2 separate regions of the Homo sapiens genome follow, and region 2 is linked to region 1. Evidence: chromatin loops called from intact Hi-C (ENCODE). Cell type or tissue: heart left ventricle. All regions are shown on one strand. Links, peaks and the distances in the headings refer to the core of each region. The heading gives the core; the rest is flanking DNA. Region 1 has its middle 58 kb from the start of MIR8071-2. Region 2 overlaps FAM30A (family with sequence similarity 30 member A).

What was found. A loop is a pair of places that touch in the nucleus more often than their neighbours do. Peaks named below come from ENCODE experiments on the same cell type or tissue, not always from the same donor. Only the 100,000 strongest peaks of a DNase experiment are listed, where the experiment ranks them.
Region 2: a loop joins it to region 1, with 4 times the contacts of the local background. A loop is called at or near these places in 9 of 110 quality-filtered maps.

Annotation. Positions count from the first base shown.
Region 1 is chr14:105,692,170-105,703,391 of GRCh38, forward strand. It overlaps IGH. Among named protein-coding and RNA genes, the nearest start is that of MIR8071-2, 58 kb to the left of the region's middle. RefSeq lists enhancers at 4,111-4,485, 8,774-9,095. In heart left ventricle, for the core only: no CTCF peak of the experiment used is centred there; DNase peaks (open chromatin) are centred at 5,382, 6,962, 7,732 and 8,172.
Region 2 is chr14:105,929,085-105,940,306 of GRCh38, forward strand. FAM30A (family with sequence similarity 30 member A) reads left to right here. Exons shown (of 6, transcript NR_026800.2): 6 at 1-3,558. It also overlaps IGH and IGHV6-1. Among named protein-coding and RNA genes, the nearest start is that of FAM30A, 17 kb to the left of the region's middle. In heart left ventricle, for the core only: no CTCF peak of the experiment used is centred there; no DNase peak of the experiment used is centred there.

The DNA of each region.
Region 1 (11,222 bases), core at 1,573-9,572:
TCCTGGAGAAGGGGCCCCAGGCGGGGATGAGGATGTGGGCATCTGACTCCATCAACAATGGGGCTTCCGACACGCACAGCCTGGGCCTCGGAGACCTGGGCCCTGACCCGCCTCCCCCTGGCACTGGGCCGGGTGCCGTGTGTGGTCCCCAGTCCCCGCAGCACCTCCCCCACACTGGTCACGTTCCAGGGCCCCTCTGAAGCACCTGCTGTGAGGGGATGTGGGGAGGGGACAGGGACTTGGGCCTGAGCTGCCGGGTCGGGGGGGAGTCGGGGACCCAGGCTCAGCGTGTGGCTGGGGACCAGACAGATGGGGATGGAGGAGGACACGCCCTGTACCCACTGCCTGCCAAGGGGCTGGACCCACGCCCAGTCTAGGCCATGTCCCCCGAGGCCTGTGAACCTTCACCCTGAGCCACTAAAACATTCAGGAGCTTTGAAAGCAGCCCCCGTCCTTGTCACTATGCGATGACTCTGAGCATCACGCTGTCCCTGCTGGATCCACCCTCCAGCCCCAGCGAGGGAGGCTGGGCCCCGGGCAGCAGGTGGTGAGGGCAGCGGGCACAGCCACGCTACAGCACACACAGGGTCTCAGGGACGCGTCCACCACAGCCCGTGCACAGGCTCCTCACGGCACTGAGTTCACCCGGGGCGCGGGCCGTTTGTCCTCAGGAGTCCGGCTGTGCCCTCCGCCCCCAGCCCTGTCCTGCTGAGGCTGCAGCTGGGTCCCGGGGCACAGGGCGGCCCTGAGCACCTTGTCATGTTGGTCCCTGTCGGGTGGGCTGCTGGCTGTCTGTGGAGCTGGCAGAGCCGCGGTTCAGCCTTGGAGGCCGGTCCTGGGGCCCAGCAGCCGTGGGGAGCACTGCCCAGTCCCGTGCCCACAGGGAATCACCTGGGCTGAGGAAGGGCCCACACGCCGACGGGATCGGGGTCAGGCAGCGCACGCCTGGCACCGAGATCCCACGTCCCGAAGTGGGGACACGGCCCAGGGGCACTGTTCCGGGAGGGTCTCAAGATGGGGTCTCCTATTTCAATCTTCACTCCTTCTGCACCTGTTAGCTGGGAACCTTCTAGAAGGAGGGGTGTCCTCAATCATGGGGTGGTTGTGAGCTGAGCACAGATCATGCAGGAAGGTACATGGCTTCTCCTTCACCAGGAAAACAGTGCAGAGAGACAGAGACACAGAGACAGAGACAGAGTAACAGAGAAAGACAGACGAGAGAGAGACACAGAGACACAGACAGAGTAACAGAGAAAGAGAGACAGAGAGACACAGAGACAGAGACAGAGTAACAGATAGAGTCACAGAGAGACAGAGAGAGAGACAGAGTAACGGAGAAAGACAGAGACAGAGAGAGACACAGAGACAGAGACAGAGTAACAGAGAAAGACAGAGAGACAGAGACACAGAGACAGAGACAGAGTAACAGAGAAAGACAGAGAGACAGAGAGAGACAGAGACAGAGTAACAGAGAAAGAGAGACAGAGAGAGACACAGAGACAGAGACAGAGTAACAGAGAAAGACAGAGAGACAGAGACACAGAGACAGAGACAGAGTAACAGAGAAAGACAGAGAGACAGAGAGAGACAGAGACAGAGTAACAGAGAAAGAGAGACAGAGAGAGACACAGAGACAGAGACAGAGTAACAGAGAAAGACAGAGAGACAGAGAGAGACACAGAGACAGAGACAGAGTAACAGAGAAAGACAGACAGAGAGACACAGAGACAGAGACAGAGTAACAGAGAGAGACAGAGAGAGACAGAGACAGAGTAACAGAGAAAGACAGAGAGGCAGAGAGAGACACACAGAGACAGAGACAGAGTAACAGAGAAAGACAGAGAGACAGAGACAGAGAGAGAAAGAGAGACAGAGAAATAGAGACACAGAGATACAGACAGAGACAAAGACACAGAGACAGAGACAGAGAAACAGAGAGACAGAGACAGAGAGAAACAGAGACACAGAAAGAGACATGCAGACACAAATAGAGACAGAGATGAGGAGTTACAGAGAGACAGAGACACAGAGACAGAAACAGAGTAACAGAGAAAGAGAGAGACAGAGACAGAGAGAGACAGAGAAATAGAAACACAGAGATACAGACAGAGACAGAGAGAAAGACACAGAGACAGAGAAACAAAGAGACAGAAACAGAGAGAGAAACAGAGACACAGAAAGAGACATGCAGACACAAATAGAGACAGAGATGAGTTACAGAGAGACAGATAGATAGAGACAGAGATGGAGAGACAGAGACAGAGAGAAAGAAACACAGATCCAGAAAGAGACATTGACAGAGACAGAGAGAGAAAAATAGGCAGAGAGAGAGAGAGAGAAAAACAGAGACACAGAGACAGACACACAGACACAGAGACAGAAAAAGACAGAGATAAAGTTACAGAGAGACAGAGATACACAGAGACAGAGAGACAGATAAAGAGAGACAGAGATATAGGCAGAGACAGACAGAGAAAAACAGAGATAGAAACAGAGAGACAGAGATAAAGTTACAGAGAGACAGAGACCAAGACAGAGATAAAGAAAGACAGAGACAGAGTGAGAGAAACAGAGGCAGTAAGAGATAAAGAGAGTTACAGAGACAGAGATACAGAGAGATACAGAGAGACAGAAAGAGAGATAGAGACAGAGATAGAGATGAGAGAGACAGAGATAGAGACAGAGCAATAGAGATAAGAGAAAGACAGATACAGAGAGTGAGAGACAGAGAGAGATAGAGACAGAGATAAGAAGAGAGACTGAGATAGAGACAGAGAGACAGAGAAAGAGAGTTAGAAAGGCAGAGAAAGACAGAGACAAAGAGAGACAGAGAGGGCTGAAGAGAAACAGAGACAGACAGCAACAGAAAGACAGAGATATATAGAGGGGAAGAGACAGAGACAGAGAGACAGAGAAAGACAAAAAGAGACAGAGAAAGAAACAGAGAGAGAGAAAGAGAGGTATAAGGAGAGACAGAGAGAGGGAGAGCTACAGAGAGGAAGAGACACAGACAGAGAGACATAGAGAAACACACACAAAATGACACAGAGGCAGAGACAGAGATGAAGAGACAGAGAGAGAGAGACAGAGGCAGAGAGACAGAGAGACACACACAGGAAGAGACAGATGAGAGAGACAGATATAGACAGAGATACAGAAAGAGACCGAGAGAGACATACACAGGGACACGAACAGACAGACAGAGATACAGAGGCAGAGAGACAGAGATATAGACAGAGGCATGGAAAGACAGAGAAGAGAGAGACACACACACAGGGACACAAAGAGGCTGAGATATAGACAGAGATACAGAAAGACAGAGATAGAAGCAGAGAGACAGAGAGAGACACACAGGGACACGAAGAGACAGACAGAGAGACAGAGGCAAAGAAAGGGACACAGCAAAGGGACAGGCACAGAGGGAGGGATAGACGGGAAGAGAGACGGAGGGATAGAGACAGACACGGGGGAGAGATGGATGGAGAAAGGAGGCACCGACGGAGACACACAGAAAGAGAGAGAGGCCAAGACAGGCAAGATGGCGGGACAAAGCCCAGCAGACGGGCTTGACAGAGATGAGTCAGAGACACCGACAATGGGACAGAGACAGAGATTCGGGCAGGGAGATACCTTCAGAGAGGCAGAGAGACAGGGAGACAGAAGGGTAGCCAGAGACAGGGACAGCGGGAAAGATGGAGCTGGAGGCTCAGATGGAGACGGGTGTGACAGAGCTGGGAGCAGGGAGGCCACAGCCCACGCAGTCCGGGTGCTGCACCCACCACGGCCCCCAGGCCCGGAGACCCAGCCCCCATCACCATGTAACCTCAGGCCATGTCCCTGGCCCTGCTGAGCCTCAGTGTTCTCTCTGTACAGTGGGGACCACCAGGCCATGAGGGTGGGGGAGGTGCGGGCCTGCACCAGACCGGCCCTGTACCAATCGGGCTGCCTGTGCCCAGGCCACCAGGGCCACCTCCGCTCAGCCTCCTTGGGGCTTCTGGGGTGGGGGTTGGCTGGGGGCCCTGCCAGCGTTGGCTCCCCTGCCCTTCCTGCCAACCTGGGGGCTGCCCCTGGGTCCTGGTCCCAAAGATGGCAACAAGTTCAGAACCACTGAATTCAATAAAGTTGACGTTTGCAGGGTGGTCCCAGTGTCAGTAACCCAAGTGGGCCTGTCCTGGGGGAGGGGGCGGGTGTCCCCGAATCTGGAGGCCTGAGCCAGCCTGGCCACGCTGGGGGAGGGGGCGGGGGGTGTCCCCGAATCTGGAGGCCTGGGCCAGCCTGGCCACACTGGGTGGGTGGCGGCTGCAGCTGCAGGTGGAGAATCGTGCAAGCTATTTCTGGAAACAGCCTCAGAGGGCAAGAAACATGTTTTCGGTGTGGAACAAACAACCATTTGCATGTGCCCTGAGGGCCAAGTCTGCCCAGAATGAGTCACTCAAGGAGAAACAGATCAGAGCCCTCACACCTGCCTGGGGGAGGGGTGGGCGCCGCTCCAGGGACCTGCTGTTGGGCCCAGAGATGCCGAAAACTCAGCCCACCCGGCCGCCATGGCAGGACCCACTTTCCTCACCAGCTTGCCCCTAGGTGGGACCCACAGGACCCCTGGGAAGCCCTCAGCAGCCCTTGGGCAGGTCCCACCCTGCAGAGAACGCGAAGGCTCAAAGGCCCACTCGGGCTGAGACCGCAGGGAGCCCTGGGCCGCTTGGATGCAGAGCCCTGAGGCCCGAGGCTAGGCTGTGGGAGGGAGCAGCAGTGAGACCCCCACTGGCCCTCAGGGCTCACAGGTGCCCCGGTGAGGGTGCAGGGAGCGGGGGTGCCTGCCAAGCAGGAAGGCGGAGGGCCCAGGCTGCCGTGGCACCATCGGGGCACACTATGTGTCACTGGCCCAAGGAGACTCGCCCATGAGGAGCTGCTGCTGGTGGACGCAGGGGTGCCCTCCAGCCTCCTTGGGGGGCTAGGAAGGGAGGGCAGGGCCAGGCAGACCCTAGGGTGAGGTAGGAGGACTGGCAAAAGGCCAGTATGGCCAAGGGAGAGCCACATGGGGGCTGGGAGGGCGCAAGGTTCGGGCCCGGCCAAAGCGTGGGTGCCAGGTATGGTGCCCACCAGGACCGCGCGGCGTGTACTCCAGAAAGACCCTGGGGCGCAGGACGGGCTTGCCATGCTGAGGTCTGGAAAGTAAAGAGAGGCACTTCACGGCAGCACGCCAGCCTGCATGATCTGTGCTCACACTCACCCACTACGAGCAATGCCCTCCTTCTAGAAGTTTCCTCACTAACACGTGCACAAGGAATGAAGGGAATGGGGTCTCCCGTCTCACAGCCCTCCATGTAATGGTGCCCTCAACCGACCGACTGCTCCCGACCGGCCGCAGCCCTCGGCCCCGCGGCCCACCTCTGCCTGACCCCGGCCCTGCTCTCCTCCTGGCAGCTCAGGGATTCGCCACTGCCTGGGCTCAGCCGGAGCAAAGCCCGTGTCCCCCGGCACCCCACACAGCCGAGTCACCCCTCCCTCACGGCCCCCACCTCCTCGCCCCTGCCGGCCCAGCCACGCTGAGCTGCTCCTGGGCCCCCTTCCCAGAGACATCGGAGCCCTGCAGGTTCTCCAGGCCCTCTGCCCACTCCACTACCCCTGCCCGCTCCCAGCTGCAGGCTGAGCTCTGCCCCTTTGCTCCTGGGCCATGTGTGTTTGAGGCCTTCCCTGAGCCAGGCCTTGGGTGGGCCCTGTTTCCCCCAGGCCAGCCATGAACAGAGCGGAGGGCATGTGCCCAGCTCATAGAGGGGACCCCCAAGGCGGGGTGTGGTGGGCACACACCGGTGAGCCAGGGGCTGGTGGCCCAGAGGCTTAGACAGGCCGTAGGCCCCATCGGAAGTGACAGGGCCTGAGGGAAGCTCAGTGTGTGTGTGAGAGTGTGTGTGAGTGTGTGAGTGTGTTTGTGAGTGTGTGTGTGACTGTGTGTGTGTGACTGTGTGTGAGTGTAAGTGACTGTGAGTGTGAGAGTGTGTGTGAGTGTGAGGTGAGTGTGTGAGTGTGTGAGCAGGTGAGCGTGGGTATGAATGTGACAGTGACTATCTATCTCTGTCTCTCTCTGTTTCTGTGTATCTTTCTTATCTCTGTGCCTGCCTCTGTCTCTATCTCTCTCTCTGTCTCTCTATCTCTGTTACTCTGTCTCTGTCTCTTTCTGTCTCTCTGTTACTCTGTCTCTGTCTCTGTCTCTCTGTCTTTCTCTGTTACTCTGTCTCTGTGTCTCTCTCTGTCTCTCTATCTCTGTTACTCTGTCTCTGTCTCTGTGTCTCTCTGTCTATCTCTGTTACTCTGTCTCTGTCTCTGTGTCTCTCTCTGTCTCTCTTTCTCTGTTACTCTGTCTCTGTCTCTGTGTCTCTGTCTCTCTGCACTGTTTTCCTGGTGAAGGAGAAGCCATGTACCTTCCTGCATGATCTGTGCTCAGCTCACAACCACCCCATGATTGAGGACACCCCTCCTTCTAGAAGGTTCCCAGCTAACAGGTGCAGAAGGAGTGAAGATTGAAATAGGAGACCCCATCTTGAGACCCTCCCGGAACAGTGCCCCTGGGCCGTGTCCCCACTTCGGGACGTGGGATCTCGGTGCCAGGCGTGCGCTGCCTGACCCCGATCCCGTCGGCGTGTGGGCCCTTCCTCAGCCCAGGTGATTCCCTGTGGGCACGGGACTGGGCAGTGCTCCCCACGGCTGCTGGGCCCCAGGACCGGCCTCCAAGGCTGAACCGCGGCTCTGCCAGCTCCACAGACAGCCAGCAGCCCACCCGACAGGGACCAAGATGACAAAGTGCTCAGGGCCGCCCTGTGCCCCGGGACCCAGCTGCAGCCTCAGCAGGACAGGGCTGGGGGCGGAGGGTACAGCGGGACTCCTGAGGACAAACGGCCCGCGCCCCGGGTGAACTCAGTGCCGTGAGGAGCCTGTGCACGGGCTGTGGTGGACGCGTCCCTGAGACCCTGTGTGTGCTGTAGGGTGGCTGTGCCCGCTGCCCTCACCACCTGCTGCCCGGGGCCCAGCCTCCCTCGCTGGGGCTGGAGGGTGGATCCAGCAGGGACAGCGTGATGCTCAGAGTCATCGCATAGTGACAAGGACGGGGGCTGCTTTCAAAGCTCCTGAATGTTTTAGTGGCTCAGAGTGAAGGTTCACAGGCCTCGGGGGACATGGCCTAGACTGGGCGTGGGTCCAGCCCCTTGGCAGGCAGTGGGTACAGGGCGTGTCCTCCTCCATCCCCATCTGTCTGGTCCCCAGCCACACGCTGAGCCTGGGTCCCCGACTCCCCCCCGACCCGGCAGCTCAGGCCCAAGTCCCTGTCCCCTCCCCACATCCCCTCACAGCAGGTGCTTCAGAGGGGCCCTGGAACGTGACCAGTGTGGGGGAGGTGCTGCGGGGACTGGGGACCACACACGGCACCCGGCCCAGTGCCAGGGGGAGGCGGGTCAGGGCCCAGGTCTCCGAGGCCCAGGCTGTGCGTGTTGGAAGCCCCATTGTTGATGGAGTCAGATGCCCACATCCTCATCCCCGCCTGGGGCCCCTTCTCCAGGAGCCCTGGGTTCAGTCAGAGCCCAGCCAAGGTCCCCTCCCTGGCCAGAGGCCTCACTGGCTCGGTCACCCTCACCTCACTGCCCCCACCTCCTCACCCCTGCCAGCCTGGCCACTCTGGGCTGCTCCTGGCCTCCTTCCCACAAACACGGACCCACAGGTTCTCTAGGCCCTCCAGGACCTTCGCCCACTCCACGGCCCCTGCCCCTGTCCTGTTGACCTCCCAGCGTCCATCCCTGTCCTCGGGCTGCACCCTGCTGGCTCTCCTGTTCTCTGACCATCCCCCACTGTCCAGTCCCTCCTGGGAGACCTGAGGCTGTCCTGGGCTTCAGCCCCCAGGGCTGGGGTCGCAGTGCGCAGGGTCCTGGGACCTCCTGCTCCCGCCTCTCCCATGTTGTTACCCACCCCAGCCCGATGTTCCGGGTCCTGTGTGGATCTGCAGGTTTCCTGGAGGCTCAGAGTCCTGCCCCGGCCAGCACAGACGGGGAACAGGGCGAGGGCTGGGTGGTGGCCCAGTGACCTCGGGGGCCAGGCCTTGTAGGTGCAGGTGGGCCCGTGCTGCCGTGCCCCCCACCCACAGACAGGCCCCGACTCTGGCCCAGCGCCCGCTCGGCCGCTCCCAGCTGCAGGCTGAGGTCTCCCCATTTGCTCCTGGGCCATGTGTGTTTGGGTGTGAGTGTGGGTATGGATGTGACAGTGACTTAGTGTGTGGCTGTGAGCGTGGGTATGTTTCTGTGTGTTTGTGTGTGAATGTTGTATAATAGTCGTGGTGTGTGTTTGTGAGAGTGACTGTGTGAGAGGGGCTTGCAGCTGAGTTCCTGGGCCCATCTTGCTGCCTCTTTCTCTCCCTGTGTGTTCTCTGCCTCTGTTGTGTTCTCTCTGCATGTCTGTCTCCATGTCTCTTTTTCCCTGTTCCCATCTCCTCTCTTTTTCTCCCATCTCTGTCTCCGTTTCTTCTTATCTCTCTCATCTCATCTCTCTCTCTTTCTGTCTCTTGTAACTCTGTCTCTGTCACTGGCCTCGCCTCTGTCCCTCCCTGTCCCTGTCTCTTATCTCTCTCCATCCCCATCTCTCTCTCTGTGTCTGTCTTTGTCTCTCCTTTCCTGTCTCTCTTGTCTCTCCCCATCCCTGTCTCTCTCTCTCTCTATGTCTCTGTGTCTCTTGTCTCTCCCCTCAGATAGACCATGGTTGACCCTGGCTGACCTCTGCCTAACCCTGGACCTGGAAAGCCCTAGCTGACCCTGGGCTGGTTGGGGCTGGGCCTACCTGTGGCTGCAGCCCCTCGCTCAGGCCCCAGGCACACCTGGCCAGGTCTCGGTTTTGGGGCATGTTTCTCAGAACAGCAGTTCTCTGGCTGGAACACCTGACCTGGGCTGTGTTCACAATGACTCAGCCACCCCACAGGGCTATTTTGGGTATTTCTGCAGGTCTATTCAAGAGGCTTCAGGAGAGAGAGAAAAGCAAGAGAATACAAACGGCATGGCCTCCCCTCACCTTCCTGTCCCCACTCCTGTACTGTACCCCCTCCCCAGTGCTAAGTCGAGACCTGGCGACCCCTTAGGGGCTGGGGCTGGGTGTAGCTCACAGGGCCTGGGCTGGTCTTCTCGCCACCAAGTCCTCCTGGGGCCTACACACCCCTCTGAGCCTGGAAAAATGGAGCAAGTCATTGGGGTCATTTCTTCATCTACCAGTGAGTACATGCACTGAGAGGGTCTCGGCTCCCCTGGAGGCCTCCCTCCACCACTGCAGGTCACTTACTCATGAGGGCCAAGGCTCAGAAATCAGACAGGACTCAGTGTCTAGTCAGACTGATACATGCTCAGAAAAGGAATCAGATTTCAAAATGAATATGCATAATTAAAGAACCAGAGATCAGTGATCAGGAACAGGGATCCGCGGTCTGGTCCAGGGCTCAGTGGTCAGGAACAGGGCCCAGTGATCAGGATCAGGGCTCAGTAATCAGGACCAGGGCCCAGTGATCAAGACCAGGGCCCAGTGATCTGGTCCAGGGCTCAGTGATTTGGTCCAGGGCTCAGTGATCAGGAACAGGGGTCATTGACTGGGTCCAGGGCTCAGTAATCAGGACCAGGGCTCAGTGATCAGGAATAGGGGTTAGTGATCAGGAACAGGGCTCAGTGATCAGGTCCAGGGCTCAGCAATCGGGAACAAGGGTCAGTGATCAGGTCCAGGGGCCAGTGATCAGGACCAGGGGCCAGTGATCTGGTCCAGGGCTCAGTGATTAGGAACAGAGGTCAGTGGTCAGGATCAGAGCTCAGTTACCAGAAATAGGGCCCAACGATCAGGATCAGGGCTCAGTGATAAATACTAGGGTTCAGTGATCAAAAGGAGGTCTGAGTGATTAGAATCAGGGCCCAGTGATCAGGACCAGGACTGGATGATCAGCACCAGGACTCAGAAGTCAAGAGCAGAGCCCATTGATCAGGACCAGGAGTCAGGGACCAGAACCAGGGGCCATTGGTCAGAACCAGAGCCCAGTGATTAGGAACAAGACCCAGTGATGAGGGCCAGGGCTCAGTGATCAGGACCAAGATTCAGGGATAAGAACAGGACCCAGTGATCAGGACCAGGACCCAGTGATCAGGACCAGGGCTCAGTGATTGACTATTGACTAGGACCAGAGCTCAGTTATTGACTGTTGACTGGGACAAGGGCTCAGTGGTCAGGACCAGAGCATAGTTAGCAGGACCAGGGCCCAGTGATCAGGGCCAGGGCTCATTGATCCAGAACATGGCCCAGTGATCAGGATCAAGACTCAGCGATCCAGACCAGGACTGAGTTAGGACCAGAGCCTAGTGATCCAGATCAGGGCTCAGTGATCACGACCAGGGCCCACTGATGAGGACTGGAATTGAGTGATCAAGTCTAGGACTCAGGGATCAGGACCAAGACTCAGTAATCAGGACCAGAGTTCAGGGGTAAGGACCAGAACACAGCATGACCAGGGCCCAGTGATCAGGAGCAAAGCCCTTTGATCAGGGCCAGGGTTCATTGATCAGGAGCAGGGTTCAGTGATTAGGATCAGGGCCCAGTGCCCAGTGCCCAGTGACTAGCATCAGGATCTAATAATCAGGACCAGAGCTGAGTGATCAGGACCAGGGCTGAGTGATCTGGACCAGGACTGAGTGATCAGGACCAGGGCTGGGTGATCAGGACCAGGGCTGAGTGATGAGGACTAGGATGGAGTGATCAGGACCAGGGCTGTGTGATCTGGACCAGGACTGAGTGATCAGGACCAGGGCTGGGTGATCAGGACCAGGGCTGAGTGATGAGGACCAGGGCTGAGTGATGAGGTCCAGGGCTGAGTGATGAGGACCAGGGCTGAGTGACCAGGACCAGGGCTGAGTGACGAGGTCCAGGGCTAAGTGAGGAGGTCCAGGGCTGAGTGATGAGGTCCAGGGCTGAGTGAGGAGGTCCAGGGCTGAGTGATGAGGTCCAGGGCTGAGTGATGAGGACCAGGGCTGAGTGACGAGGTCCAGGGCTGAGTGACGAGGTCCAGGGCTGAGTGACGAGGTCCAGGGCTGAGTGACCAGGACCAGGGCTGAGTGATGAGGTCCAGGGCTGAGTGAGGAGGTCCAGGGCTGAGTGATGAGGACCAGGGCTGAGTGATGAGGTCCAGGGCTGAGTGATGAGGACCAGGGCTGAGTGAGGAGGTC
Region 2 (11,222 bases), core at 1,581-9,580, 240 kb after region 1:
ACAGGGCCCTGGGGGCACCTTCCTCCTTTCGTATTTGTTGAGAAAAAAAGTGGCATTGCGCTCACACCAGGATGCTGGAGCAGAGCTGACATGCTCGGGAAAGGGCAGAGGTCACTGGGGGTGGGAAGGTCATCCAGTCCAGACTCAGCACCTCGTGGGCTGGTAAACTGAGGCTCAAAGTGCTGGTGCCAGGCCTGAGGCCTCGCGGTGACCCCTCTCTCTGGTTCCCAGCACCTGCCTGAGACCTGCCCCAGGCACCCATAACCTGGAATTCCCTGTTTCCTTGTCCAGGGCCTGAGGAAATGGCTCCCCAGGTCTGTCTCTGGATGCTCTGAGGCAGATGGGCTTGGGGGCTCTAGGAAGAGGCAGGGACTCCAGGGTGTCAGGAAGGCAGGGGTGCCGGGTCCCACCCAGTGGAGTAACAAACTGTGGGTGGCGTTTGGGCCTCCCCGCCTTCCCCACTGGGTGTGCTGGTGCTGGCGCTGCTGGGTCAGGGCTGCCCGTGACCCCAGACACCACTGTCCATCCTGTGAGGCTCCCGTCTGGGCATGTCCTGGGTGGATTCCTCCTTTCTGTTAAGTAGCTACATGAGGCAGGGGCTCCTGGATCCAAAGCAAATGACAGGAATTCCAGAGCCAGGTGCATCCACTCAGGGCAGCCAGTGTTGGTGGAGCTGCCTCTAGCACATGGAGGAGAGTGAAAGTCAGCCTGCCCCTCTCACGAGAAAAGAACCTGGGGATACCTCTCAGCCTCCAGCGTTGCAAGTGCAAGGCCAGTGGAGTTAATCTGCAACGTGCACGAGGGCGTGTGTCAGTGGCTGTGTGCAGGAGTGTGAGTGAGCAAGAGCAAGAGCGCATGGCTCCTGCTGTACCTCAAGGTGTGGGCTCCTGGTGGCTGCTCAGTGTTCCCAGGGGTGAGAGGCCTCATGTATCCTAGGCTGCCTGAGATTTCTGTGTGCTGATCGCATCCTCAGTTTCTTGTCCACCGCTTCACTGGCAAGAGTCCCAGGCTCCAAGGACACCCTCCCTGCACATGATTGGGTGTTAATGGTGGCCTGGGTTGTGTCTTCCCCTGGGGATGAGGGTTGGGTGTCCATGGTGCCCTGGGCTGTGTCCTCCCCTAGGGATGAGGGTCGGGCCTCCACGATGCCCTGGGCTGTGTGCTCTTATGGGAATGAGGGTTGGGTGTCCAAGATGCCCTGGGCTGTGTCCTTCCCTGGGGATGAGGGTTGGATGTCCAAGATGCCCTGGGCTGTGTACTCCCCTAGGAATGAGGGCTGGGTGTCCAAGATACCCTGGGCTGTGTCCTCCCCTGGGGATGAGGGTTGGGTGTCCATGGTGCCCTGGGCTGTGTCCTCCCCTGGGGATGACGGTTGGGTGTCCATGGTGCCCTGGGCTGTGTTTCCTTGGGGATGAGGGTTGGGTGCTATGGCATCCTGGGCAGGTGCTTCCTTTCTGCACAAGGGTTGGGTGACCATGATGTCCTGGCAATGGCTTCCCTGGGTTGCCTCTTTTCTGCCATGTGGGAAGAGCAGGGGAGGTTTAGTTGGTCTCAGCACATCATTCTCTCAGGATAAGTAGAAGAGTGTCTGAGCTGTGAGGCCAGTGCTCCAGCTTTGGAATTGTCTTCCCCACCCTCACCTCCATCCCATCAAAGCCCGACATGTCGTGTGGCAGCAGCGAGGTGGGTGTTGGCTGTTCTCTTGGGCTGGGGGTTAGTCGTGGACGGGGAAAGGAGAGATGCTGGTCAAAGGGCATGAAGTTTCTGCTGATGGGAGGAGTCAGTTCTTTTGATCTGTTGCACAGCATGGTGACTATAGTTAACAATAATGACTATTTCAAAATTGCTAAAAGATGAGATTTTAAATGTTCTCACCACAAAATGATAAGTGTGTGAGGTGATGGATATGCCACTTACCTTGTTTTAATCATCCCACAATATAGACAGGCATTGTCACTTTGCATTGTACCCCAGGAATCTTCACATTTGCTTTTTTGTCAATTAAAAATAGAGACACAAAAGGAGAGAGGGGAGAGCAATAGACTCTTCACGGAACCGTGGGCTTCTGCCTCCGGGTAAAATAAACTGCAAAAAGGATTCCCAGGAAACCGTTCCCTCTTTCAGCCCTTGGTTACAGGAAGCCGGATTTGGGAAATCTGCCTGGATGACATTCACATGAACGGGCACATACAGGAAAACACGGTAATGTAATTAGAATAGTCAGAGAAAAGTAGCCAGAAATGACATTCACATGAACGGGCACATACAGGAGAAAACACGGTAACGTAATTAGAATAGTCAGAGAAAAGTAGCCAGAAATGACATTCACATGAACGGGCACATATAGGAGAAACCATGGTAACGTAATTAGAATAGTCAGAGAAAAGTAGCCAGAAATGACATTCACATGAACGGGCACATACAGGAAAACACGGTAATGTAATTAGAATAGTCAGAGAAAAGTAGCCAGAAATGACATTCACATGAACGGGCACATACAGGAGAAAACACGGTAACGTAATTAGAATAGTCAGAGAAAAGTAGCCAGAAATGACATTCACATGAACGGGCACATACAGGAGAAAACACGGTAACGTAATTAGAATAGTCAGAGAAAAGTAGCCAGAAGAATTTGCAACGTGCCCTTGTAACACCAAATTTGATCAGTTTTTTAAAAAATGATCGTTATGTAGGTGATTGAGAAGTAAATGTATTCTTTTTTAAGGTAAAAATTTGGACCCTTATCATGCATACCCCCCTCTGTGCTCTTCAAATCAACATCATTATTAATATCTGTACATTTTTGCTCATCTGAGCCAGCACAGGCTGAGGCTGTCAGAATGGACACCTTTTGGTTGTTGGGTTTCTGTCAGTTTCTGGGGTGAAGCTGCGTGATTGAGAACGTAGCTCTTGGCTGCCATCTCGGGGATTATTAAGGACTGTGAACTCTATCCACAAGCCATGGCAATATCTGTCCCACCGAATGCTCCCTCTAACACACTCTTACTCCCGTGATGTGTGTTAAGGGCTCCGACGATGCTGAAAACAGCACAGGATGTGAAAAGGCAGGAACAGTTCTGAAGTCAAAGGCTGATGTCCTGTTTCTCTTTCCCTCTGTGACCGACTCCCTTCCCAGTGGTAACAAGTACCCACAGCTTGGTTTGAATTTCTGCACGCTGTTGTCTGTGCACTCGCTCACACTTACGCACACAGCAGGCATGTGGGCGATGCTGGGTATTTTGTGTATGAGTGGGATGCACATACACACATCTACATCCATATCATGCCCATGCATCTGTAACTTGCTTTTCCCGTGTAAGAACACTTCTTAGAGTTTGTTCAATGCATGTGTCTGTGTGAATGATTGAAGGCATTTCTAACCCATTTTAAAGATGGCTACTTAGGACCATATGGATGTTGTACTGATGTCATTTGACCACGTCCATTGTTTCCATCTTTTGGGCTGTTCTTGTGTATTTTACTTTCCATGTAACACTGTGACATTGAGAATTGGTACCTACAACAGTCTATTTGCTTTACATTAAATTTGTAGGCTAATTTGTGTACCTTCAGAGTGTGAAAGTTTTCTCCTGAGGAAAATGGGGTAATTCATGTTTATTCAGGTTTTCTTCTTGTCTTCCCATGTGCTTTCTAGTTTACTTTATAAATAATAATAATGTACTCTTACTATCTCTCAGTATACGGAAAGCACAAGTCAAAGAATATGGTGTGGGTTCTTTATTTAAATCTTCACAACACTAATCAGTGGCAGAGTGTGGATCCTTGCCCCCCAGCACGGGACTAGCCAGTGGCAGAGTGTGGATACTTGTCCCCAGCATGGGACTAACCAGTGGCAGAGTGTGGATCCTCGCCCCCCAGCACGGGACTAGCCAGTGGCAGAGTGTGGATACTTGTCCCCAGCATGGGACTAACCAGTGGCAGAGTGTGGATCCTCGCCCCCCAGCACGGGACTAGCCAGTGGCAGAGTGTCGATCAGACTTCTGGGACCAGTGCCCATTTTCCCAATCACTGCACAGTATAGCCTTGGATGGCATGAGCTACCTTGGTGTCTAGGTCGTTTGTTGTTCCCATGAATGGGTTTTCTCTTTAAATTACAGTGCTATGAATAAAGCTGTTTCACACAAATAACATAAGCGCAGTCTCACTATTAAAATGCAAATACAAAATAGGAAAATTGGAACTTACTTCCAACAGCTCACCTGCAGCCGATTGTACCTTCCTGTTTCCTGCTGGCCACGTTGTCATATTTTCTGCTAAGTAACCAGCCCATCTGCAGGGTCTTTCGGGGATCTCACCGAGGCCAGGTGCAAATCATCAGTCTTGCAGTCATCAACAAACAATGCTGATGATAAAACCACACAGAAAATACCTTGAAATCCACAGCTACGCAGCAACATTGCTCATTAGTACATCCCATTCTTTGACCAGGGGTGAGGGCCAGGCAGGTACATCATTTATCACTTACATGATAGGTGCAGCTGTTTAAGTAGAATTTCTCAGGCCAACTCCAAGCCCGCTGTAACTAAAACTCACAGCATGGTGTTGGAGGGAAATGTTTAGCAGCAAATATCCGCATCCAGACAGAGGAAAGGCCTCAAGTCAATAAACTTAGCTTCCACTTTAGGAAACTAAGAAAATAGCAAATTAAACTTACTGTAGGCAGTAGAAAGGAAATAGTAAATATCAGAGCAGAAGTCAATGAAATGTAACACAAAAAACTAGGGAAAAAAATCAATAAAACCAAAACCAGTTTTTTAAGAAAATCAATGAAATTAAACTTTAGGCATACTGATTAGAGAAAGAGAGACGACACAGATGAGCAAGATCAGGGATTTAAGAGGTGCCATCACTACAGATTCTACAGATGTTCAACCTCTAAGAGAGGAATATTGTTTAAAAAAATTTTGACAATAAATTCAACAACTTAGATAAAATAGATACATTAATTGAAAGACACTGGAAAGCTCACTGGAAAAGGAAGAGAAAATTGAATTTTTAGTTAAAAACTTTCCCACAGTCTGTGTGCAGTGGCTCATGCCTGTAATTCCAGCACTGTGGGAGGCTGAGGCATGAGGATTACTTGAGGCCAGGAGTTCAAGACCAGCCTGGGCAACATAATAAGACCTCAAAAACAAGACAAAGCGATAAACAAACAAACAAACAGCTGGGTGTGGTGGTACATGCCCGTAGTCCCAGCTACTCTGAAGGCTGAGGTAGGAGGATTGCTTGAGCCCAGGAGGTTGAGGCTGCTGTGAGCTATGATTACACCACTGCATTCCAGCCTGGGCAACAGAGTGAGACTGTGTCTCTTAAAAAAAAACCCAAACCACAAAACAAACAAACAAAGACTTTCCCACAAAGAAAACTCTAGGCCAATGACTTCATTATGAAATCTTGCAAACCTTTAAGGAAGATATAATTCCAATTTTATACAAATTCTTTCAGAAAAATGAAGAGGAGGAAATAGCTTCCCAACTCATTCTGTGAGTCCAGCATTACCCTGATTGCAAAACTAGGCAAAGTTATTATAAGAAAAAATACCCTACAGACTAATCTTCCTTGTAAACATAGATGTAACAATTCTTAACAAATTTTGAGGAAATTGAATCCAACAATATGTAACAATAACAACACATGATGACTAAATGGGGTTTGTCTCAGGAATGCAAAATTGCCTTGATATTAAAGAATAAATAAATGTAATTATTCATGTTAATATAAGAACTGCATAATCATCTTAGTAGACAGAAAGCATTTAATAAATTCTAGCATGAGTGTCACATTAAAAGACTCTCAGAAAATTAGGCATAGGAGCAAACTTCCTCAATGTGATGAAGGGCATTTATAAAAACCCTACAGCTAACATCTGACACCATAGTAAAAGACCAAACTCCAACGTTAGGAAACAGGCAAGAATGTCTGTTTTCACCACTTCTGTTTAACATTGTACTGGAGGTCCTACCTGCTGTAACACAGAAAGAAAAAGACATAAATTTATCCCCACTGGAAAAGAGGAAAATCTGTCTCTATATATAGACCACATGACTGTTTGTATGGAAAATCCTATGGAATCTAAACAGTGCTGCTAAAATTGAGAGGAAATTTAGCAAGTGTGCAGGACATAAGATCAATTCAATTTCCTTGCTGTTTGAAGAACTTCCTTTAGCCAGTCTTTAAGAGTACATCTTGTAGCAAGAATTCTTTTAGTTTTTGTTTATTTGAGAAGGTATCCATTTTCTGCTCATTTCTGAAGGATAGTTTCATTGGGTATAGAATTCACAATCAACAATTCTTGAACATTGAAAAGTATCTGAGAAAGACTCCAGCATTTGAATTGGCATCCTTGATAGCTAATGCATCATTTCTCTCTTGCTGCTCAGTGCGGTCACTGGGGCAGTGCATGGAATAGATGGTGTTCAGTCCATGTGTGTGACCACTCAACATGTATTTGAGCAGGTGGGCCAGGTGGGCGCTGAAGGGGAGGCTGAGTAGGGTGGTCTGGTGAGTGCTTGTCTAAGCAGGGACTTGCCAGAGCATAGCCAAATGCAGGGACAGTGAGGTCGCAGAGTGGGAGGATGGTTTGGAGAGAGGGGCTCAAAATGACATAGGGGAGGGAAAATGTACTTATATTTGTTTCTATGTATAAAGGTGATAAGTTTATTGTAGGAAGTTTGTAAATTATAATAATAAAATGATATCCATTCAATTCTACATTATCCAATAGCATGTGCCACTTACAACATTGAGCAGAACGAACAGACTCCCCCGCATGGCTGGGTTCTCATCTCACGGCTGGAGATCCAGATAGGGCATGGCCATGGCATAGGTGTCTGGCAGGAATCTCCTTAAATCATCCCTGGTCATTTATAAATTCCAAACTGATGAGCTATTATCCACTCAGACCCTACTCAAATCACTCTGCCCTTCCTGACCACCACCCAAACCAATGCCTCCCAACCTGGTCCCTCTTCACTAACAGCATGGAGTGTAAGGAACCACCAAGTTCAAAGCAAAGGCCTTAAACACCCTGAAAATAAGAATTTGTAAAAACATGAATGAAACTGCCAATTTAAAATATTACCTAAAAAATAAATGTCAACAGGATGTTTTATTGCCAAGCTGACAAATTTTAAATTATTAATTCAAAGCCATAGTGTATTAGTCCATTTTCACACCGCTATAAAGATACTACCTGAGACTGGGTAATTTATAAAGAGAGGAGGTTTAATTGACTCATAGTTCCGCATGGCTGGGGAGGCCTCAGGAAACTTACAATCATGGCAGAAGGTGAAGGGAAAGCAAGGCACGTCTTATGTGGCAGCAGGCGAGAGAGAGAGCAGGGGAACCTGCCACTTTTAAACCATCATATCTCATGATAACACCCTATCATGAAAACAGCCTGGGAAAAACCACCCTTGATCTAATCACTCCCACCTGGACCCTCCCTGGACACATGGGAATTACAATTGGAGATGAGATTGGGGTGGGGACACAGAGCCAAACCATATCACATAGGAACCTAATAGGAGAATAAAGTAGGAAAACTTCCACATCAGTAACCCTTTATCAGTTGGTAATCCCAATCTGCAAAATAAAACTATGTAATTTTACCAAGATAATGGAATCTTCTCTACAGAAGGATTTTCCAGTGCAAAAGCTCCCCACCACCACCATGAAATGCAGGTGACCATTTCCAATTTGTGTAAAGTCCTCAGTTAGTACTGAGACTTTTGAAGGTCAAAAATCCCTTTGCTCATGCTGCATGATCTGGACGAGACATAAGAATTTTTAGCTAATAGACATGCAACAGCTTTTGTGTGAAAGATGTTATAAGACATTTAAGGTATTTGCTTATGATTAGTAAGTATTTGTTGTATCATTGGAGCACATGTGCTTATATACCCTGGAAAAATTTTCGTCTTGGAAAAGTATTATTTTGGGGAAAAATATCAGAAAACATATTGTTAGTCTTTGTTTATAGAGTCTCAGCCTTCTAAATTTGAAATTATTGGCAGTTTTCCTCCAATTGTAATGACAATCAGCCAATTTAAGGAGGTTTTCCAGTTGCAGAATTTTTATAGAGGTGTCCTCTGCTGAAATTTCAGTATTCACTACTTCTTAAAAACCCATGCCTGGATGGAGAATGACATCAGCAAGATGGATGAAGAACTTAGAGAAGCCTGGTGTTCACCCACACCCTCCCCATGAGGAAGGAATAAGGCAAAGAAGAAACAGCTAAGGTTTGACTGGAGTGTTGAAGGGAGACTGACGGAGTGCAGTGGAGGTGTGGAAACGCACCCGTGGTGATCGGAGGGCAGCATGGAGGCACCTGGCCTTTGCAGCCTTGTCTTCCCCACCCAGATCGGATTGGTCTGGACACAGGAGGGACTTCCCATGTAGGGAAAAGGTAAGCAGATTTCCCGCCAGCACCCACTGCCACTGCAAACATCTACAGCCCTTGCAACAGGAGAATTCCACAGGTTTTGCAAGCCCTCAGCCAAGTTTGGGAGCTGCCAGGAATGATCCCAGATTAGGAGCACAAGGTGTGTACTCCCTGCCCCCATTCATCCACTGTGAGCCTAGCTGCTGCAGCCCAGCGCCACCTTGAGACCGGAGCCGCCTCTGGAGTGCATCCTGCCCTGAGGCTGGTAGCCACTGCCCCTTTCTAGCATTGGGGCTCCATCTTCAGGATGCCCATATCTGGGTGGCTGAATGCCACAACCCTGGCTGTGCAGAGCCTAGGCTGAGGATTGGCCGTGACTCTGGCCCTGCACAGCAAAAAACCCAACCCCTGCTGCTGCACATCCAGCTGGAGGAAGAGCCTGCCAGGCCTGCCCAGGGTGAATCCACCATTGATTTGGCCAAGCTGCTGAGGGCCCTCCCCTGAGCAGGAGAGGCCCCTGAGCCACCGAGCACCTGATACTAACTCCAGGCTGGCAGAGTGGATATGTGCCCACACTCAGGCACCTGAGAAATAGCCCTGTGGCATCCACTCCAATTTCCACAGGTATGCCGTTGACCTGCCCAAAGGCTCTGCACCTGAAATTAGGCCTGAGAAACAGCATCATGGGCCACCCCTGGCAGGCACTCCTATAAGCCAGCAAGCAGCTGTGCGCCCATGACCCCGGCCTGAGAAATAACCCTGTGCCCCTGCAGCCCCCCAGCAGACACACACCCAGGCCAGCTGAGGAAGCCATGTGGCCATGTCCTGGGTCTGAGAAAGAGCCCATGGGGTGGCCCTGGGAGACACATGCCCAGGCCAGTTGAGCGGCCATGCACTTGTGTCCTGAACCTGAGAAACAGCCCTGTGGATTGCCCTCAGAAGCCACACCCCCAGGCCAGCCAAAGAGACTTGTGTTTGCATCCTGGGCCTGAGAAACAGCCCCATGTCCCCAACCCTAGTGAGCCTGGCACCAAGTTGGTCAATCCACCATGTGCATGCATGTGCCCCGACCTCAGAAACAGCCTGGTGAGTCCACCTCTAGCAACGTTGCACTTCCACTGCCACAAACCTCTCAGCCCAGGCCACTGAGACACTCGCAAACGTCACCAATGTGGACGGCAGCTGAAGAAACGACATGGAGACTACGCTACTGCGTCAACCTAGAACTAAAGCCAGCACGCCCCGCCACACTGACACCCTGAGACCCGTCTGTACTAGGAAGTCTTTTCCTGCAAAACCTACTCCATTAAATTGCAAGGGATGACTGGTCCGCCAGATGTGTAGAAATCAACGTAGGAACACATAAAACATGAAAAGGCCAGGAAACACGACACCTGAAAAAGACAACAGTCATTCTCCAGTAGCAGACCCCAATCATAAGGAAATATACAGAATGTCAGAAAAATAATTCAAAAGGATAATCTCTAAGAAACTCAGGGAGATACAATAGTGTACAGATAGAAAATTCAGTGAAATCAGGAAAACAATTTATCATTTGAATGAGGAATTCAACAAAGAGATAAGTATCATAAAAAAGAACCAACAGAAATTCCAGAGTTGAAGAATTCAATGAATGAAATTAAAAGTACAATTGAGACCTTCAAGATTAGACTAGGCCAAGCAAAAGAGTTTCTGAAGTTGAAGACAGATCTTTTGAAATAATTCAGGCAGATGAATAAAAAGAAAAAAAGAGTAAAAAGGAATGAAGAAAATCCCCAGCATTTATGGGACACAATTAAGTGAACAAATATTTGCATTATGGGTATTCCAAAAGAGTAGGGAAATGGTGTAGAAAACACGTTTAATGAAATCATAGCTGAAAACTTCCCAGATCCAGGAGGTTCACAGAACCCAAAATAGAACTTCTTTGAGGCACACTGTCAAAAGTCAAGTTGTCAAAAGTCAAAGACAAAGAATTCCAAAAACAGCAAGAGAAAAACATTGTCACATATTAGAGAATCTCCATTAGACTAAGAACAGATTTCAAAAATATGAAAAAGGGTTTTCTATGATCTCTGTTGCTGAGCCAAAAAAAAAAAAAAAACAACAACAGTTTAAGACACAGCAAGAAGTTCCATTTTTGCTTAACTCCACACCTGCTCCTGGTCTGGGCCCTGCGCTGGTAGTGCTGGGTGCCTTCTGGGGTCCTGAGCATCCCTGCAGGGAGGTTTGTGTCTGGGCTCACACTGACTTCCCCTCACTGTGTCTCTTGCACAGTAATACACAGCCGTGTCCTCGGGAGTCACAGAGTTCAGCTGCAGGGAGAACTGGTTCTTGGATGTGTCTGGGTTGATGGTTATTCGACTTTTCACAGATACTGCATAATCATTATACCACTTGGACCTGTAGTATGTCCTTCCCAGCCACTCAAGGCCTCTCGATGGGGACTGCCTGATCCAGTTCCAAGCAGCACTGTTGCTAGAGACACTGTCCCCGGAGATGGCACAGGTGAGTGAGAGGGTCTGCGAGGGCTTCACCAGTCCTGGACCTGACTGCTGCAGCTGTACCTGTGACAGGACACCTGGAGACAAAAGGAAACAGCAAAGTGAAACACCCCTCAGTCTGTGAATGCTGCTGTGAATACGGCATCTCCCTGACACTGACCCCATGGGAGGCCCAGCACGGGCAGGAAGATGAGGAAGGAGACAGACATTGTCTGGAGCTCTGGTGACTGCCCTGGTCAGCCAGAATTCAGCAGGCTCTGCAGTTCTGCAGCGGGGGAGGCTACATTTAAACAGGAAACCACACCCTGGCATTT